2 separate regions of the Homo sapiens genome follow, and region 2 is linked to region 1. The links are chromatin loops, found by intact Hi-C in ENCODE. Cell type or tissue: endothelial cell of umbilical vein. All regions are shown on one strand.

The links. A loop is a pair of places that touch in the nucleus more often than their neighbours do. Peaks named below come from ENCODE experiments on the same cell type or tissue, not always from the same donor. Only the 100,000 strongest peaks of a DNase experiment are listed, where the experiment ranks them.
Region 2: it touches region 1 in a loop (6-fold over the local background); 2 of 110 quality-filtered maps call a loop at or near these places.

The regions. Positions count from the first base shown.
Region 1 is chr5:158,070,426-158,078,425 of GRCh38, reverse strand. It overlaps the pseudogene LOC100128898. Among named protein-coding and RNA genes, the nearest start is that of CLINT1, 220 kb to the right of the region's middle. In endothelial cell of umbilical vein, a CTCF peak has its summit at 3,011 (motif pointing left); a DNase peak (open chromatin) is centred at 3,125; H3K27ac peaks cover 1,895 bases.
Region 2 is chr5:157,990,374-157,998,373 of GRCh38, reverse strand. No RefSeq gene overlaps it. Among named protein-coding and RNA genes, the nearest start is that of CLINT1, 140 kb to the right of the region's middle. In endothelial cell of umbilical vein, a CTCF peak has its summit at 3,261 (motif pointing right); a DNase peak (open chromatin) is centred at 3,273.

The sequences.
Region 1 (8,000 bases):
AGGAATCACTAGAAGCACAAAATATTCCAGACATTTTGAGAAATGTATCTCCAAAACATGAAGCCAGGTCAACATTTAGCCTGGGTTGCCTGTGGTTATGTAACATGGCAAAATTCTGGTGAAAACACGTGATATAAAAGTGGTAAAAATTAAACTGTCAAGGAAATGCAAAAAAATGATGACTTTATCGAATAGACTATACCATTCCACTTCATGACATTGCATCCCAGGAGATTGATTCCTTGGCAAATGCAAGTTCTTTGGCACTGACAAGATGGTGCTGAGGTAAAATGTAATCGCTGTCTGCCAAGGGAAGTACAAGCGGAATAAACAGAAACCCTAACACTAGGATGAAGAATAAACATGCCTGTGAATGTGTGGATGCCAGTCTTCATTGGTATCCAGCTAAAGGGGCCAACCATATCTCAAAGTGTCACTTTGTATAAATGTCTTGATTATAGTATAGAACTATATAGATTCCATAATACAAGGTGTCACTACGTAAAAAAGTCTTCATAACAGTAATAGTGGTATGTATATCCCACAATAAAATGTTTCCATTTCCAACCTCAAAAAAAGGAAAAAGAAAGAAAATATGGTATATACAGAGAGTGGAATACAATTTAGCCATAAAAAAGAATAAAATCCTGTTATTTGTGGCAACATGTATGAGCCTAGCGGACAATATGTTAAGTGAAGTGTCAGGCACGAGAAGACAAATACCACATGTTCTCCCTCCTACATGGAAACTTTTTAAAAATATGCTTATAGAAGCAGAGAGTAGAACTGTGGTTTTTAGAGGCTGGGAAGGAGGGGGAGAGGGGAGGATAGGGAGATGCTAGTTAATAGACACAAAACTGCATAGAAGGAAAGAGTTTCCATATTCTGCTACAATATAGGGTGAATGCGGTTAGCTATAATTTAGTGTATATTTTAAGAAAACTGGAAGAGAGGATTCTGAATGTTCACAACACAAATGATAAATGTTTGAGATGATGACTATGCTAATTACCCTGATTTGATCATTATACATTGTATACATGTGTGAAAATATCACTCTCTATCCCATAGATATGTACAATAATTATGTGTCGAATAAAAAGAAAAAGAAAAAAAAAGTCCATATATTACACAGGTTTAAGAAGTTCTGGTTTTAAGCATTGTCTTTTCAGGAAAGTGGGGTAAAATGTGAATGTTCCCATCAGTTCCCATCATAGGCGGTGCCTGTGGCACCACTCTAAACTTGAGCTGTGTGTTCCAACTGCCAGTGTGAACACCAGCATCCCATGAGCCCCAAATGCAAACTGGCTTCAGACTTCTGCTCTTCTCTTTCTAAACCCCATCCATTTTTCCAGGCCTGACTTCTCCCTGACCTCATTCAACATATCTTCTGTGCCATATACTTTACCACTTTCCCTAAACTGTTTGAATTACTCACCATTGATCAACCTGTATTCCTCTTGTCTACCCAAGAATATTGTAAGATCCTGTGGGTACACCCTAGAAGAGCACGTGCCGTTAATAATAATTTCTCTTATTTTCAACAACTACAAAGCACTTTCATGCCTAGTCTCTCATTTTACTCAAACGTCAATCCTATTGGGCAAATTGGACAGGAATTACTAGAAACTTCTATCAAGATAAGGAAACTGAGGTCCAGAGAAGTTTGGTAATTGAATTTGAACCCATTAAGTGAACTCACAAACATGCTAATAAACTCTGTAATCTTCTGACCTCCATACTGATCTGAGGGTCTGTTTGATATTACATGATTTTCCTTAAAACTGTTCTTCAAAGAAATAGTGGACATCCAGTCCAGCAACCTCACTGCCGAGCCTTCATAATACTCATCCAGGTTGTAATTGTATAGTTATTTTCTGATTATAAGCCTGATCCAAAGTGAGTGCTTAATAAATATTTGCTAATGAATGAATTCTACCTCCTGCGCTGACTCTAAGTTTTAGTAGAGTGATGGCAAACCTGCTTTGCTCATTATCAAATCCCCAGCTCCTAACTAGCGCCTCACACAGAGTAGGCCTTTATGAAATATTTATTGATAAACAAATGAACCAATCAATTAGTCAATGCCTAAATGCCCTCCTTTGAAAAGCATCCATGAGGCCCACAATCAGATTTCTTTTAAAAATCTACTTTCTGTTAACCCCCCAAACCAGGGCAGTGAACCCAAAACAGAATAAAATTACTTCTAAAATGAACTGTTACCCAGTTGCAAATTGGCTCTGGCTGCTGCTGCTGCTTCTCCCCCATTGACACTCTTTTCAGGCAGCGATTTCAGGTGATGGCATTATCATCAGCGGAATTCAATAAAGCGGCTGGCTTCCCCGCCCCCCACCCCCCCATCCATGTTTATTTTCTATAATCCGTCTTACAGCGGGAGACCATTACCCAGTCAAACAACGTTCAATTTCATCGGCATTACCGCTTCAAGGAAACAGGCAGAGGGTTCGCACAAACGTGTGTGTAGTAAATTTAGTCTTTTAATAGGTTCATTCTTTATTAGGTATTTATTTCGGGAGGCAAAGTCCTAATTAGATTAAGTGGAGAAGCTAAAAAGCTATGGAAACCCACAGAGATATTCCAGAATTAGATGGATTTGGTTTAGCTTTCCAGTTTCCCCTTTATTTTCTTCAGTTGGCTGGAGAAATCCACACAGCAATCTCCAGCCCCTCAGATAAGAGTTTGTGAAATGAAACCCTGCCAACGTTTTGTGTGAGGAAGTCGCATTTGTCTTTCTCCTGCGCAAAGTTATGTGGGACTAGAATCGAGGAAAAAGCAGCTCCCAGAGCCAATGGTGAACCCAATTTACTGTGGCAGATGAATATAACAAAGGTGGTGGTCTAGATGTTTGGCCTCAAGGCACAATTCAATTTTCAGCTGTTTCAAAGCTATTATGTCAAAGGCTGTTTGCATAAACATAAAGTTGCCGGGGTGATCTTGGGCAGGCGGGAGTGGAGACGTCTGCCCTCTACTGCTCAAAATGGAGATAGCGGCTGGACGTCCCCTCAACCCAGAATTAGAGCTACAAAAACTTCAGCTGTCTCCCAAATAACAGGCCATCTCCAGAACCTTCTGAAACTTTTTCTCTCAAGCTTTAAAACCAGAGTGATTATTCAGTTTTGTGTCGAGGGGGGAAATGCAGTAGACTGAGGATGTGATGAGTTGATGGATGATGTGGGAACCTATGAAAAAGCTATTTCCCTTCTTAGAATTTGAAAGAAAATTCCTTTCACCCGCCCATCCACCCACACGTATATATTTATATCATCACATTGATATTTAATATGTTTTTTAACATAGAAAGCAGAAACAGACAATGACTCACAGGAAACAAATCAATACATTTCAGAATGGGCTAAAAATGTCACCATAAAAAAATGCTTAATGTTTATGAGGGCAAGTGTAGGGGCATATCTTCTCAGTTTCATGTTGGAATTTAGTAATTTCCTCATGTTTTGCCTCTCTTTGTTCTTCTCTTTAATGAAAACTGTGCCAAGCTATATGGTAAGCACCTTACGCTCTCAGAGAGACACCAATAACGTGTAAATGTTCCTTCTAAATACAGATCTTTTTTGGTGAAATACAGCATGGGCCACTGCTGGGGGGGACTTTTCAGATGGGGTCCCCCAGACAAAGAGGAAGGTCAAATGCAAATAGGGGGAAGATGTGGTCTGAGAGACACTGATGTAAAATCCAGTCAGTCCAGAACCAAACCTGGAGCAGAAAAACACCCATCAGATGATATTGATTCCAAATGGCACAGAATTAATCCCCAATTTGATTTTGTAAACTAATGTTCCTATATCCAGAGTTATCCTTAAAATGTTTTATATTGTAAAATGTCCAATCTTTGTTCATTACGGAACACAAAATATTCCCTCGGGACACCCAGGTACCAAATAAGGCCCTGGCATGAAGACTGGATGATATAAATACATACATGGTGTTCACAGTCCAGTGAAGTTTATAGTTCAGTGAAAGAGACTGTCATTCATCAGATAAAACAATCCAGTCATTAATTACAAAATGAAGGTGATTAAAAAATGGTGCTCATAGGCCGGGCACGGTGACTAACGCCTGTAATCCTAGCACTTTGGGAGGCCAAGGCGGGTGGATCACCTGAGGTCAGGAGTTTGAGACCAGCCCGGCCAACATGGTGAAACCCTGTCTCTACTAAAAACACAAAAACTAGCCGGGCATGGTGGCAGGCACCTGGAATCCCAGCTACTCAGAAGGCTGAGGCAGGAGAATCCCTTGAACCGAGGAGGCAAAGGTTGCAGTGAGCTGAGATCGCACCATTGCACTCCAGCCTAGGTGACAAGAGTGAGACTCCGTCTCAAAAAAAAAAAGAAAAAAAAAAAAGATGCTCATAGAGCATGTTTAATAGGATACCTGCACTAAGACAATCCCTATTATGGCAAAATAATTGTCTATAATAATTTTTTAAAATCTAATTATTGGTGTGTTTCCTCATTCTCTAGGCACTGTCTGAGGTCTTCATATGGTTTTCTCATTGAATCCTCACCGCACCCCATGAGGTAAGCATATTATTCCATTTCACTGATGAATAAACTGAGATTTAAAGAAGTAACATAACTCGTCCAAGAGCATACAGCTAGTAGGTGGCTCATAACTGTCTAAGTCCAAACTCAACACGCTTCAGTGCTTCCTGCTTTCTTAGTTATCTAACTATTCTAGAAAATTCAGTCAATGAGTTTGAGAATCAACACATTCACATTAAGCAGAGCTACTGTATTTTCTTAAAGTTTCACAAACCAAAAAGAGTTAACTATTTTTAAGAAATGGAGGAATGGGTGCTGACAGCTGGGGTAGTTAGTAGACAAGTGTGGTTTCTAAGGCCAGACTGCTTGGGTTCAAATCTCAGAACTATCAGTTACTATCTGGGTGACATTGGGGCAAGCTTCTTCATCTTCCCATACTTAGGTCTCCTCACTTGTGAAATAGGAATGATAATAATAATAATAGGATCTACCTTGTGGGCTTTTGTATTTGACACACTTAGAACAGTATTTGGAAGACAGTACGTACCCTTCAGGTGCTTCTGCATTTTGGATTTATGATGAAAGCACAGATGATGGTCTACCTCAAGGGAGCCGAGAAGATTAAATGAGGTAACATTTGTAAAGTGCTTAGAACAGTGCCCAGAACTGTGTAAGGGATATGTAACTGTTGAATGAAATCCTTCCCTGGCTGCCCATGACTGGGAAGAGGACTAGGTAGCCACAATCACCCTGGAGTCAGGAATCACCACTTTGAGATGAACCAGACACAGGTCCCCATCTAGATGGTCGAGGCCAAAGGCTTTGATCTAACTGAAGAATGGTCTTATGTTGCACAGTAATTTGCATTTGTTAGCTAAGCCTCCAGTGTTGGGATTCTGCAGAACTGCTCTGTGTGGAAAAAAATAACTAAATCACAAAAGGCAAGGGGTTCTTTGGTTTCTTCCCCCATTCCCACATTCCCAGTGGTCTGCCTTACCCCCCACCACACCCACACACAGAAACAGGAACTCAGGCTGTGAGTGAACTCGTGTCTTCCCAGTTGGTACATTAAAGGATAGGAAGGCAGGACAGAATAGTAATTAGGGACATGAAATTCAGAGGCAGGAAAAATTGGGGTCAAAATTCAGTTCCACTTCTTAAACAGAGATGAAAACAGTATTTTTCTCACAGGTTTGATGGAAGAATGAAATATGATAGTATAAAAAAGTGCTTATCACTTAAAATAAAATAAAAATAATAACAGCCAGTATTTATTGAGTGCCAACAGTGTCAAGAGCCTTCTATACCACATTTATGCCTCCCAACGACCTAGCACATATATGGCTGTTAGTCCCATTTTACAGATGATGTTTGGGATAATTGAGTCATTTGCTGCTACAGCCAGGATTTAAAGTCAAGTCTGACTGGGGCTGGGACATACTATTCTGTAAATGATAGCTGTTATTTCCCTTTGTGTCATCAATTCCTCAATTATTCAAACCATTAAATTTTTTTAATTTTTAAATTTGTGGGTACACAGTAAATGTATGTATTTATAGGGCACATGAGATGTTTTGATACAGGCATGCAATGCATAATAATCATATCATGGAAAATGGGGTATCTATCCCCTCGAGCATTTATCCTTTTTGTGCTACAATCCAATTACACTTTTAGTTATCTCAAAATGTACAATTAAATTATTGTTGACTATAGTCTCCCTGTCTAGCAAATGCTGTCTTATTCTAACTACTTTTTGTACTCATTAGCCATCCCTACCTCCCCTTCAACCCCTTCACACCCCTTCCCCTGGTAACCAACCTTCTGTTCTCTACGTCCATGAGTTCAATTGTTTTAATTTTTAGATCCCACAAGTAAGTGAGAACATGTGATGTTTGTCTTTCTGTGCTTTGCTTATTTCACTTAACATAATGATTTCCAGTTCCATCTGTGTTGTTGCAAATGACAGTATCTCAATCATTTTTGTGGTTGAATAGTACCCCATTGTGTATATGTACCACATTTTCTTTGTCCACTTATCCGTTGGACACTTAGGTTGCTTCCAAATCTTAGCTATTGTGAACAGTGGTGCCACAAACATGGAAATGCAGGTATCTCTTCAATATACTGATTTCCATTAAATATTTCATAGGTGCCTTATTTGTGGAGCCCGGGCCTGTGAGGAAAACCAGGCAGGATAACACATGGTTCTTACCTTCATGGAGCTTTTAGTTTTATTGTTTAGACAAGACACAACACCTGATGATTTACTGCTCCCATCTCCATATCATCCCAGATATAACCAGAGTCTTCTACATAAGATATTCAACTTTCTCCCTCACAGTAGACTCCCAAACACCACATGTGTGCTATATGGAGTTAATATCATTCACCATCAGTATATTAGTTAGGAGTTCTGAAGCTAATTCAATGTATTTGGGGTATGATGGTGAAACCATATATTTACCACTCTATGTGCTTAGCATAGAGATCTATTATTTTCCCCCTAATATCTATACATCCTTCTCCAAGTGATAGTATCCCAACTTTGCTCTGGAGCCTCCCATTCTCAGTCCATGAGCTTTGGGGAAAGTTGCTTCCACTCCAGGCTCCAACAGGAAGGGGTTGCTGAGCACTAATGTAACCTTGGCCAATCAAAAAGCTGCATTCTTCAAGCTAAACAATTGGTTCAAGGCTGGGCTTGTAATCTAATCAGCACCAAAGAGGCTTTTTCTGAGAGTGATGAGAGAAAAGCATCATGTTTTCCCCTGGGTCTGCTAGCAGTAAGGAGAATTTGAGTCTAGAGCTTCCAGGGCCATCACCAGGAACCTGGGAATGAAGCCAGCGTGCAAGAGACACAGCTGAGAAATGAAGAGAAAGCAGGTCCTCATGACATCAGCTGAGCCCTTGGACCATGTCACTCCTGAAACATACCACTGGAGAGAGACAGTTTGCACTTTTCTATAGAAACTTCTTCTCTACTTAAGCCAGTCTGAATTAGGTATGTATCACTTTCAACCAAATTAACCTGTACTTAGAGTGTTCAATAGATATAATGCATATTATTAATAGTAGAAGTGGAAACTGGCTGTATATATAGTCTTCTACACTTGTCATCTGTATCACTGGCACATCCCTGTGAAGTTTCTCTCTAGAGTTGGGAGTGGTTTCTAAAAAATCAAATGAGGAAAATCTGCATCAAAAACTGAGTGTGAACAAACAAATTCCACTAAGCCTTGACTCCAGCAATGCAAAACATAATGTTGGCTTCAGCATCCAACAGGTATAAATTCTATGCTCATAAGACAAAATCATGTAAGAACAAGACTTCTGTGTGCAATTTATGTTGAACCAAAGTAACTTAATTTCTTAATCCCCAAGCAACCAATTTGAGAAAAGCAAAGCATAAAACCTAAAGAAGCTTTCTTTTCAGGAATGCAGACAGTGTGAGTGAAAGCAGTGTGTTTTTAAACAGGATGG
Region 2 (8,000 bases), 80 kb after region 1:
GGTTGCATCATGGAAGCCGTGCCTGCAATCTGAGCCTGGATAGCAAGGCCGCCACAAAGGAACCCAAGTCAGTAGTCCCCTTGCTGGTCCTCTCCTTTCTGGGCCTCTCAGGTGCTGTAGACAGTAAAGTTCATTGTTTCACTCAAAACAGGGGTTCGTTAAACTCTCCTGCCTACTTTTGTATGTAAAACATGAGTCATGAAGCACTGTATTAGTCTGTTCTCACACTGCCATGACGAAATATCTGAGACCGGGTAATTTATAAAGGAAGAAGGTTTGATTGACTCACAGTTCCACATTGCTGGGGAAGCCTCGGGAAACTTACAGTCATGGCGGAGGGCAAAGGAGAAGCTGGAACCTTCCTCACTGGGCGGCAGGACAGAGTGAATGCAAGCAGGGGAAACGCCAGACGCTTATAAAACCATCAGATCTCCTAAGAACTCACTCACTATCACGAGAACAGCATAGGGGAACCGCCCCCAAGATTCAATTACCTCCACCTGCTCCCAACCTTGACAGGTGGAGATTATGGGGATTACAATTCAAGATGAGATTTCGGTAGGGACACAAAGCCTAACCATGTCAACTGCCATAAATAAAATGATTGTTTTGTAAAATGTGGATGTGCTCATATGTGTGTTAGTGACATGTATGTGCACATGTCTGGGTATATGCATATGATCACGTGCGTGATTGTATATGTGTGCACTTGTGTGTATGTGAGCAAGAGTGCACATCTGTACAAAAGAATATTTACCAAAGGGTTCGAAGTGCCTTTTTCTCAGCAAGGTGGGGTCGGATAGTGGTGAAGAGCACAGGTTTTAGAGTCAGATTGCCTGAGTTCGAATTCAAGCTCTTACAAATCTTAGGTGGAGCTGGACTTTCATCTTAGGAAATTTACTCAACCCCTTTGTGCCTCAACTTCCCCACCTGTAAAATATGAATGATAGTAGAAACTACTTCCTTGGGGTATTAGTAAAGTATGAATGTGTTTAGAACAGTGTTTTGTGCTGTTTTCACTATTATTTTTAGAATGTAACGTCGTGGATAATTTTAATGTCTTCTTTACCCCTTTCATTATTGTCTGAACTTTTTTTTACCGTGACTTTATAATCTGAAAACAAGAGCTTTTTAAAAAATTTTAGCAAACTAGGGAAAGATGAAGGAAGAAAGGAAGGGAGAAGGGAAAGAAAAGATTTGTTCTCTTGGGCTAATTTCATTTCCTCTACAGCTGAACTGTATGCCTTCATTGGATCATTTTAATTGCTATTATTTGAAGAAGACTTGAGGAGATATTTTTCCCAGAACATGAACATTTCTTTATAATGCAAATAGTTTTTCCGTAATTTCCCCGAATTATAGGAAATTCGGGGATCGGAAATTTCTTTTTTTTCTCTTAAGATGGAGTCTCACTCTGTCCCCCAGGCTGGAGTGCAGTGGCGTGATCTCGACTCACTGCAACCTCTACCTCCTGGGTTCAAGCAATTCTTCTCCCTCAGCCTCCTGAATAGCTGGGATTATAGGCGCACACCACCACACCCAGCTAATTTTTGTATCTTTAGTAGAGACGGGGTTTTACCATGTTGGCCAGGCTGGTCTTTAACTCCTGACCTCAAGTGATCTGCCCGCCTTGGCCTCCCGAAGTGCTGAGATTACAGGCGTGAGCCACCATGCCCAGCCATGATTGGAAATTTCTTAAAAGCAGGGTGATCACGACTGCACATCAAGACAATGGTAATATTTTTTCTTTTCCTATTTTTTATTTTGATAATTTTTAAATACATAGAAATTGAAAGAATAGTACAATGAATACCTCTATAGCCACCACTTAATTTCAATAATGGTTAACATTTTGCTGTATTTGTACTCTGTCTCTTAACACACATATACATATACATGAAGTAAAGAGGCCTTAGCCATGCAGCCTACTGTCAGATGGTCCAAAAATTAACGATTTTATGTCTACATGCACATATATCTGTAAACACATACAGATATATATACACAAACATTGCACATGAGGGAGCATGATAAGATTTTTAAAAATAGTGAATTTAAACAAAGAGTATTTGGGTATTCTCCAAACTATACTTGCAATTTTTTTGCAAGCTTGAAATTACTTCAAAGTAAATAATTCCAAAATAAGTCTATAGAGACAGGAAGGTAGTAGGAGTAGAAATGAAACAAGATGGCTCATCAGATCATTATTGAATCTGAGTGATGGGTGCATGGGGTTGTAGTGAGTGCTAAAAGCTCTTAAACTTTCACATTGTGGTTGTGTCATTGATATACACATACAGATAATACTTTTTTTTCCTGAACCAACTAAGTTGCGGCAGATATCATCCAACTTTGCCCATAAACCCTTCAGCATGACTAGCTAAAGAATAAGCACATTCCCCTAGATGGCTACAATAGTATTAGAGAATGTAAGTTACCTTCTCACATCAGTAAACATTGCCATGCAACTATTTATTCATTCCACAAGTATTTATTGAAGACTTACTCAACTAGACAGTGAGCTAGACTGATGAGCAAAACAAATATGGTTTCTGCCTTTATGGAATGAGAGAGACCAACATTTAGAAACAGAAAAACAGATCACTATATAGTGACAAATGTGGATTCTGCCATAGAGTGCCATTGTGTATCTACCTCAAACTTACTTTTGATCAGTACCACTACTAATAGTGATGGCTAGCACTGATTGACATAGCAATTAGGAGATTTCCAGTTGCAAGCAACAGAAACCTAACTGAAACCAGCTTAAGAGAAAAAGTTATTTATTGGCTCAGTCTAAGCCCAAACCGAAGCAGGAGCTTAAATGATGGTTCCCATCACATCTCCAGACCCCACCTTCCTCCTCAGTATTGATTTAAATTCTCAGGAAGCCTCCCTTCGTGTGGCCAAAGAGATGGAGACTGGCAGTCCAAGTATAAAAGGACATTATAACTCCAAATCCCAGGTAAAAAGATGCTCTGTCTCCTAAGGTCCCTGTACCAATGCTTAGGGAAGACCTGACTTGCCCAGACTGGGTCATGTGCCCTTTCTGAGCCAATCCCTGAGGCCAAGAGGTGTTGGATGGTCAAAAGTCATTGGGCCATCCCATGGCAGTGTCTGAAATCCTGTCCCTCCAAAGGTCCTGAAAATCTGAAGAGGACCTGAGGTGCTGGAGGCCTTCATAATACATCGCATACTCCCAGCCAAATGGAAGAAGGAGGCAAGGACTTCCACATTCCCACTTGGTCTATGTCTTAACAGGCCGATTCCACCAGAGGTCAGGGCAGAGCACGACATGGAACGGCCCTGGGGCTGGCTCTTCAACTCCAAATCAGCAGCTCTCACCAGCGGTCCCTGAAAACACCAGGAGCTGCAAGCCGCCAGAAAGAAAACCTGGGTGCAGCACGGAACTGCTGTCTGCTTCAGAACTGGCTCTCAAAAGGCACAGGTCTAAACAGGCAGGATGAGGAAAGTGATTTTGAAAACACTGTATTTTGTAGCTGCAAATCGTACAAAGTGGGCCCCCGAATCGTACAAAGTTATATACAAAATGTACCAACACAGAAGCCACCAGAAAAACAGGATTCTCATCTCTGCTTCCACCTGTCTCTCTACATGGACCTTCTACCACCCTTCTGCCTGCTCATTCAGACTCAACCGCACTGATTGCCTTTCTGCTCCTGGAACATGTCCAGCTTATTCCCACCTCGGAGCCTTTGCACTTGCAGTATCCCCTGCGTGGAAAGTCCTCTTTCTACACCTCTACCTATCGGGCTCCTTTCTCCCAATGTTAGCGCCCCACCTAAAGTAATGCCCCACCCAGTAGGACTAACACATCACCCTGTTTATTTCCTTCATATCATTTATCACCCTCTTAGATTTCCCACAACCCACAACAAAGCACAACAAACTCAGAGACTTGGTTTTGTGGTTTCCCCAGCCCCTAGAACTGTGCCTCCTCAGAGAGTTTAATAAGGGCTCAGTAAACATTTGTTGAATGAACAAACAAATGAATAACCCCCAATTTTCCACATCTAAAATGCGATGGTTAGATTATATGATGTTAATAATGGCTAATATGTACTGAATGTGTATTGCGGGTTGGGCACATTGTTGAGGGCTGTGGGTAGCACTGTAGATTATTTACTTTATATTATTTCAGCCATAACAAGACCTCAAATATTCTCAGGACCTCAAACATTTAAAGTGATGTTTCTGATGCCAAAATTCCTCTCTTAGCAATTTATTTCTTTGGCTTAATTTGGAATCTTTCAAAATACCTTTTATTGCAAGAACAGGAATCATAAAGTCATCTCTCATCCCAAGTGAGTTAGAAGTTTATAACAATAGATGACACATTTCTCTTTGTTAAAGTATTCCAGCCAATAATTAAAGAAGGGATGATAGATTTATTAATTTGCCTTTTTTTTTTTTTTTTTTTTTTTTTTTTTGGAGATGGAGTCTTGCTCTGTCGCCCAGGCTAGAGTGCAGTGGCACGATCTCGGTTCACTGCAAGCTCTGCCTCTTGGGGTCAAGCAATTCTCCTGCCTCAACCTCCCAAGTAGCTGGGACTACAGGCGCATGCCTCCATGCCCAGCTAATTTTTGTATTCTTAGTAGAGATAGGGTTTCACCGTGTTGCCCAGGCTGGTCTCAAACTCCTGACCTCAGGCAATCTGCCCGCCTCGGCCTCCCAAAGTGCTAGGATTACAGGCATGAGCCACAGCACCTGGCCTTATTTTGCTATTTGTATTAGTCAGGGTTCTCCAGAGAAACAAAGCAAATAGGATATATGTAGATCTATAGAAAGAGATTTATTATGAGGGATTAGCTCACATGATTATGAAGGCTGAGAAGTTCTATAAATTGCCATCTGCAAACTGGAGGCCCAGGGAAGCAAGCAGTATAGTTCTAGTTCAAGCCTGAAGGCCTGGGAGCCAGAAAGCCAATGGTATAAGCTCCAGTCTGAGTGCCAAGGTCCAAAAACAGGAAGTAGGAGATCTGATGGTGAAAATCCCTGCCTGAGTTTAAAGGCTTAAGAACAAGGAGCTCCAATGTCGCAGAGCAAGAGCACTGGATGTCCCAAATCAAGCAGATAGATTGAATTCACAATTCCCCTGCCTTTTTGTTCTATTCAGGCCCTCACCGGATAGGATATTGCCCACCCACATGAGGGAGGGGGATCTTCTTTACTCAGTGCTATGGTCTGAATGTGACAACCCCTCCAAAATCCAGGGGTTGTCAAGGTAATAGTATTAAAAGACGGGCCTCTAACAGGTGATTACACCACGAGGGCTGCTCTCATGTGAAAGAAATAAAGGCCCTTATGAAAAAAGGCTTTTTATGGCATTTGTCTAGGTCTTTAGCTTGCTCGTTAGCTTTTTTGCCATGCAAGGACACAGCATTCCACCTGTCTAGAGGACGCAGCCTCACCAAACATCCTCAACTGCCAGAGCCTTGGTCTTCAACTTTCCATCCTCCAGAACTATGAGAAATAAATGTCTGTTCTTTATAAATTACCCAGTCTCAGGTATTTTGGCCAGGTGCGACAGCCTCTGCCTGGGATTACATCCCAGCACTTTGGGAGGCCAAGGTGGGAGGATTGCTTGAGCCCTGGAGTTCGAGACCAGCCTGGGCAATGTAATGAGACCCCCCCCTGCCGCCATCTCTATTAAAAAAAAAAAAAAAATAGGCCAGGTGCGGTGGCTCACACCTGTAATCCCAGCACTTTGGGAGGCCAAGGCAGGCAATCCCTTGAGGTCAGGAGTTCAAGACCAGCCTGGCCAACATGGTGAAACCCCATCTCTACTAAAAATACAAAAATTAGTCCAGCATGGTGGCACGCAACTGTAATCCCAGCTACTTGGGAGGCTGAGGCAGGAGAATCACTTGAACCAGGGAGGTGAGGCGTAGGTTGTGGTGAGCTCAGATCGCACCATTGCACTCCAGCTTGAGCAACAAGAGCAAAACTCTCTCTCAAAAACAAATAAATAAATAAATAAATACAAAAATAAAAATAAAAAATTACCCAGTCTCAGGTATTTTGTTGTAGCAGCACAAACAGACTAAAACACTCAATCTACTAGTTCAAATGCTAATCTCTTCCAGAAATGCTCACACAGATACATGCAGAAATAATATGTACCAGCTATTGGGGCATCCCTTAGCCCAGTCAAGGTGGCACCTAAAATTAACCATCATGTTACCGATCATGATTTAATAGATCTAGGAAATTAGAATGAAAGTCTGCTAACATCACAAGAAGAGAGCTCATCAGACATCATGTGGCTCCTAATAAAAGAGCAGAACACCACCTGTGAAGAAGTCTTACCAAAATAAATTCACATCTAAATCTGATCAAACCTCAAGATTCAACCATCAATGTACAGAAAATACAGAGAAACTGGTTAATCTATACCACGAATACAATCAGCAAACTGCAAAGAGGAGGATGCTGACAATCTGGATTTCTCAAAGATAGATTATAAAGGAGATTAGAGTGAAAACTGATAGATTTTTAAAGCCTTTTAAAGGACATAATCAATCACAATATATGGACCTTATTTGGTTCCTGTTCGAATAGACAATCTGAAAAACAAAAAATTTCAAAATGACCAGGCGCAGTGGCTCACACCTGTAATCCCAGCACTTTGGGAGGCCGAGGCAGGTGGATCACCTGAGGCCAGGAGTTCGAGACCAGCCTGGCCAACATGGTGAAACCCCATCTCTACTAAAAAATACACACCTGTAGTCCCAGCTACTCAGGAGACTGAGGTGGAAGGATTGCTTGAACCCGAGAGGCGGAGGTTGCAGTGAGCCGAGATCACACCACTGCACTCCAGCCTGGGTGACAGAATGAGACCCTATCTCAAAAATAAATAAATAAATAAACAAAAACAAAATTTTTAATAAAACAAAATTTTTTTAATTCAAAATATGTGGGACAATTAAAATTTTTAACACTGAAAAGATGTTAATATTGAGGAATTATTGTTTTTAGAATGATATTTTAGTTATTTTTGTTTACACAGGGTCCTTTTATTATAGATACAAACTAAAATATGAATAAAATTTAAAAACTAATAAAAAGATAAATTAAAAATCGCCACATATTTGGACATTTAAAAACATAATAAGCCAAAAGCTTTTCGAGCTAGAAATGAAAAAGCCACTGAAGCATCGTATCGGTTTTAATTTCTAATAAGGCAAATAGCAATATCTATAACCTACATAAAGGAAAAGCTGTTGCTATTTAGGGTTCTCAAAATTTTTTTAACAGTAAGGCTTTCTTGAGACCAAAAAATGAGGAAACCACTGTGGATTATCATCAGCCATGATAGGTCCCTTTCTTGCTATGACGTCCTAGGAAGCCACTGTTCTAGAATTCCAGGCACGTATATAAGTCCCTGGTTGGGCTTAGGTTTCCGGGCTTTCTAGCTCAGGAGGCTGGTTTTCAATGACCTAAGGGATTTTGCCCAAAATTTACTTGTTTTCTTTTTGGCATTGTAGGCTTTCTGTCTTTTTCATTTGTTATTAACTTTCGCTCTCTCTCTTTTTTTATTCTTTTTCTCATTTTCCCATTTGTATTCTTTCTCTTTTTTTAGTTTTCTCATTTTTCCCTTTTTCTTGGTCTTCTTTACTTTTATTTTTCTCATTGTTTTCTTTTTCCTTATCCTTTTTTCTTTTTCTCACTTTTTTCTTTCTTTTTTTCTTTCTTTTTTTTTTTTTTTTTTATAAATAGAGATGGGGTCTCACTATGTTGCCCAGGCTGGTCTCAAACTCCTGAGCTCAAGTAATCTTCCCACCCCGGCCTCCCAAAGTGCTGGGATTACAGGTGTCAGCCACCGCACCCAGACTGTTTTTTTTTTTTATCTTTCTCTTGTTCTTTTTTATTCATTTCCTTTCTCTCATTATTATTTTTTTGGGTTTTTTTTGAGACAGAGTCTCACTCTGTTGCCCAGGCTGGAGTGCAGTGGCACAATCTCAGCTCACCGCAACTTC